2 separate regions of the Homo sapiens genome follow, and region 1 is linked to region 2. The links are chromatin loops, found by intact Hi-C in ENCODE. Cell type or tissue: ascending aorta. All regions are shown on one strand.

Region 1 (2,500 bases), 460 kb before region 2:
CCTCCAACTCCCCTTCTCTGTGCCTGTCCAGTTTCTTTTTTTCTTTTCTTTTCTCTTCGTTTCTTTCTTTTTTTTTTTTTTTTTTTGAGATGGAGTCTTGCTCTGTCACCCAGTCTGGAGTGCAGTGGCGTGATCTCGGCTCACTGCAACCTCTGCCTCCCAGGTTCAAGCAATTCTCATGCCTCAGCCTCCCGAGTAGCTGGGATTACAGGTGCCACCACCACACCTGGCTAATTTTTGTATTTTTAGTAGGGACAAGGTTTCACCACGTTGGCCAGGCTGGTCTCGAACTCCTGACCTCAAGTGATCCACCCACCTCAGCCTCCCAAAGTGCTAGGATTACAGGTGTGAGCCACCACACCCGGCCACCTGTCCAGTTTCAAGGTCAGTAAAGGCAAGCTCAGTATACTCCAATTCTTTTCTCAGCTAGAGGCCAGGACCATCCTGACCTGGTTTATAATTTGCTCCTGTTCTCTCCAATTTAGCTCCTGTTCAGAGCCCTGAGGATTAGTTTCCCTCATGGCCCCAGCTCCTGGCCTGCTGACACATTTTGATCTTCCTAGCCCTAAGCTCAGTCATCAAGCTCACCTCTCTGGGCCCTGCATCCCCTGGAACTCCACAATTATCTCTGGCCCTCTGGAACACAAACCCTAACCACTCCAAATTCAGCTGCACCTTTGCAGGGTGTAGTGGAAACCCAGGCTGGCAAGGACTGTTCCTAAAATCCACATTCTCACCTGTTGTGCTCCCAGAATCCTGCTGCCTAAATATATCCCCTCCTGGTTTCAGAACAGAGACTCACAAACATATATAGATAGGGTCAAAGTGACCTCAGCTTCAAGGTCAAATCAGTCCTTCCCAAATGAAGACTTTGTTTTCCCACAAAAGACAGACTGTTTCCCAAAAGTTTAAAGGATTCCTTGCATCTTGAAATAGCTGAGGCTTTGTTCGTATTTCATGGAAGCCCAAGGAGTGCGGTGTACCTGCTGCGCTCCTTGAACACTGGGTTCAATTTTAAATAAGCTAGTAGCACTTTGCAATTTGGCCACTAGATGGCAGGACCTCTTCACCATGAGTATAACATGACGCTGACTCAGAAAACCCCCAAGTAGTTAACACCAGCCAGCCAAACAAAGCAAAAACAACAGCCAGCCAGACAAAGCAAAAGGAATGTACCAAGTTTGGTGAAAGATCCTCTTCATGTATGAATCTTTTCAAATTTGTTCTTATTTTGATAATGATGTTAGCAAATACAATTATGATTATCTAACTTGTTTCCATAGTGATATCTGTCCTTATTATACCTTCTCTCCACACTTAAGTCTTCTAAGGAAAACCACTCTAATCAGGAAAGAAATCTGAGACTTTTTATGGAAATACAGGGAAAATACAGAGACTCCATTTTTACAGGAAAATGTTTTTCAAAGGAAGTCTCTAGGAATCCTCAGCAAGCTTCCCGAACACAGGTCATTTCAAACAGAAGAAGTAATCCAAACTTCATTTAGGGCAATTACTCACAGTTAAACCTTTACAATAATTAATTTCATGCTAAGTACTTTGAACTCCTTCCAGGAGTGAAGTGGGTATACTGCAAAATTATTTTCCTCTTTTGAGAAGACAAAGTCAGAAAAGACAAAGTAGAGAGGAGGAGACTAGTTTTGGGCATGTAAGTAGGGGTGAAAATTCCAGTGTATTTTCTCATTGCTCTCCACGCGAACAATCTGGAGATGAAGTCAGTTGTTTCCAGAGTCAAATACCAGGAACATCTCGGCAGTGAAACAAGCGGGATTTGTTGTTCACTGAAGGAACCATGGAGCACCTCCAGAAAAGGGTGTTAGAAAGGATTTATTTTAAGATTTGAGTTTGTATTAGGTGGTTTTAGAGAGGATATAAGGAATTAGTGCTATGCTCTGAATTGGATGCTATGAGGGAGTGAGGGTAATTCTATTATTGGGAATCCTAGTAAGTTTATCTAGGATGAGGCAAGAATACAGAGTGAGGCTAACGCTGTAATTTGTTTAAAAAAACAAAAGCAGCTGGGCATGGTGGCTCACTCTTGTAATCCCAGCACTTTGGGAGGCCAAGGCTGGAGGATTGCTTGAGGCCAGGAGTTCGAGACCAGCCTGAGCAACATAGCAAGATCCTGTCTCTACAAAAACTAAAAATAAAGCTGGGCGTGGTGGCTCACACCTGTAATCCCAACACTTTGGGAGGCCGAGGCAGGCAGATCACCTGAGGTCAGGAGTTCGACACCAGTCTGGCCAACATGGTGAAACCCCGTCTCTATTAAAAATACAAAAACTAGCTGGGCATGGTGGCACACACCTGTAATCCCAGCTACTCGGGAGGCTGAGGCAGGAGACTCGCTTGAACCTGGGAGGCGGAGGTTGCAGTGAGCTGAGATCAAACCATTGCACTCCAGCCTGGGCAACAGAGCAAGACTCCATCTCAAAAAAATACATAAATAAAAATAAAAATAAAATAGTCAGATGTGCTGGCG
Region 2 (2,500 bases):
AGGGTAGTGGGTAAAGGGATGGCAGTGGCCTAAATGGTTGGGTGATAAACTCGGCTAGATAGTCTGGGGTTAAATTATGGAGGCCTGGAATGCCAGATAAAGGACTTTGAACTTTCTTCTCTATGTCTTCTACATTAAAAATATCTTCAGGTTCTGAGAATGAACTCCTAAAATTCAAGATCGATTGGCTTCATAATACCCAGGGTTAAATCTTCAGAATTCCATCTAAAAACAAAACCTGTATTTCAGAAATAACTTAAGATTGTTTGATGATCAAAGAGATTTTCATCAGGCAGTACTGACACGATGAGAAGAAACTAGAGGTATTTTGGAGATCTTGGCACAACTTCAAAGAGTGATAGAACAGAATGTGGATAACTCTTCCAAGTTTTGGAAGGCAACAGTCTGGCTGAGACTTACATACATTGAAACGAGAGGCTTCCTTGAAAACATTTTACAAATCTTTTCCTATTATAGAATTCTAAACTATGGAGAAATTCATATATGCCCCAAACTCAACACTGCACTCATTTCCCTCCCCAAGTGACTCCCCAGCGTTTCTCTAACACTGGTAAAGGATTCCTGAGGCATTTGCAGTAAGCTTCTCAATAAGCTGCCCCATAGCCCTTCTAAGTGCTGTTTCTGTATATTCTGAAACGAATCCCTTTCATCCCTAGCTCATATATTTGTTTCTGTTTTGCAGAACGGAAACAGTGAAGCAACTTAGAGAGTTGGGGACATACAGCCCAGATGACCTATAGTTCGCCTGGTGTCGTTTCGCAAGACTTTGGTACCCAAAGCAGCAGAACCGGGATTTAGCATCCTTCTTATCATACATTTCTTAAAGCAAGCGTTCTGCACTTTCAAACATCATCTTTTCTCTATCCAACACCTCCTCCCAGCCCGCCCCCTGGTTCCTTCCCACTCTCTACCTCGCCCCCCACCCCCCGCCCCCAGTCTGCGCATGCGTCCTAAGAACCCCTTACACTCGCGGCACAGGCTGACAGTATTGTCGGGGGCTATTCTCTCTCCCAGGAACATGGCGGCGAGTCAGGGAGGAGGCGGTAACAGTGGGGGCGGCGGTTGTGGTGGAGGTGGAAGTAGCGGTGGCTGTGGCACGGCTGGAGGGGGAGGTGGCGGGGCTGGAGGGGGAGGCGGCGGCGGCGGCGGGACCCTGGTGGTCCCCATCCCGGTACCGACTCTTTTCGGTCAGCCGTTCCCCAACGGGCCGCCGTGGAACCCGGGGAGCCTGCAGCCTCAGCACACCGTGAGGAGCCTGGACCGGGCCCTGGAAGAGGCGGGCAGCTCCGGCATCCTGAGCCTCAGTGGTCGGAAACTCCGAGACTTCCCGGGCAGCGGCTACGACCTGACGGACACCACCCAAGCAGGTGACAGGACGGGGGGAGGGGAAGCTGGCTGTGAAGGAGGAGGTGCGGGGAGTGGGTGGCTGCGTGGCTGCGTTGTTGGACTCTGCGGGTCTGGGCGGGTGCGCGGGGACCGCCAGACTAACAAAGTCGGGGCAGCCCGTTCTCCTGAACGTGAGGGGCGAATCAAGCAATAGGGGAGGGGAGGAATGCTGCCTGAAGGATGTATAGAAACTGGTAGGATGTTAGGGGTGAAAGAGCATCATTGTTAAAGCAAGTTTCCCCAGTTTGGGTGGGAGGGAGTCATTGACACCTTCCTTAATGCACTTCTTTCAACTCTCCTGGATCTTCCCGTCTTTCCCGGAAAACCAAACCCAACCAAACTAAACGAAACACAAAAATCATAATCTCTACATATTCCTTAAAGGCATACGTGCCTGAAAGAATGGCATATCCTTTTTCAGAGTACAGCAGCAGGATTGCCATGGTTTTTCTGTGTGGTTTAATCATCCTACGATATTCTTGGCTTCTTTCTTGTCACGTATGCCTTTAAAGACTGAGATTTTTCATTTTCCTGGTGTTGAGAAGGTAGTGGTGGTTAAATTAGTATTTGCTGCAGTGGTAAATTAAATCATCAATCACTTACATGTCTGCTTACTAGAAGAAAGCTAATCCTTGTTTTGAGTTATCTTAGAGTCTTAATTTTTATAGTAGAAAGCCAACAATTTTAAGGGTATTTTTGAGAAAAAATTATCTCCATTCTTTATGGAGTTGTGGATTAAAGGTTTATCACTTTGGGTGAGAAATTGGCTATTGTAATGTTCTTCATATACTCTCTGGTAGTCTTTGTTGTGGCTGGCATTTTTTGTTAGGGACACACTCTCTTATAAACCAATGCTGGATTATTTTAGATATGTCTTGATTTGATGAAAGGTTTTTTTTTACTTTTTATAATCTTTAAATTTGTTATTTATTTCTGTTTTCATCTGCTTTGCTGAAATAAATCTGGACAAAATTATTTTAATAGATGTCGTCATTTTGAAACAATATAGTAAGTAAATTCACCCATAATGAGGAGTAGTAAAATACCACTTATTTTCAAAACAAGACAATTTCAGATGTATTCAGTTTTTAGA

Evidence for each region. Hi-C counts contacts between places; a loop is a spot of excess contacts. Peaks named below come from ENCODE experiments on the same cell type or tissue, not always from the same donor. Only the 100,000 strongest peaks of a DNase experiment are listed, where the experiment ranks them.
Region 1: it touches region 2 in a loop (5-fold over the local background); 10 of 110 quality-filtered maps call a loop at or near these places.

What each region holds. Positions count from the first base shown.
Region 1 is chrX:115,689,359-115,691,858 of GRCh38, reverse strand. No RefSeq gene overlaps it. Among named protein-coding and RNA genes, the nearest start is that of PLS3-AS1, 130 kb to the right of the region's middle. RefSeq lists an enhancer at 1,436-2,190. In ascending aorta, a CTCF peak has its summit at 1,044 (motif pointing right); a DNase peak (open chromatin) is centred at 1,078; H3K4me3 peaks cover 897 bases; H3K27ac peaks cover 1,834 bases.
Region 2 is chrX:115,232,581-115,235,080 of GRCh38, reverse strand. LRCH2 (leucine rich repeats and calponin homology domain containing 2) reads left to right here and starts at 985. Exons shown (of 21, transcript NM_020871.4): 1 at 985-1,388. The coding sequence starts at 1,040. In ascending aorta, no CTCF peak of the experiment used is centred here; DNase peaks (open chromatin) are centred at 1,040 and 1,360; H3K4me3 peaks cover 1,824 bases; H3K27ac peaks cover 1,678 bases.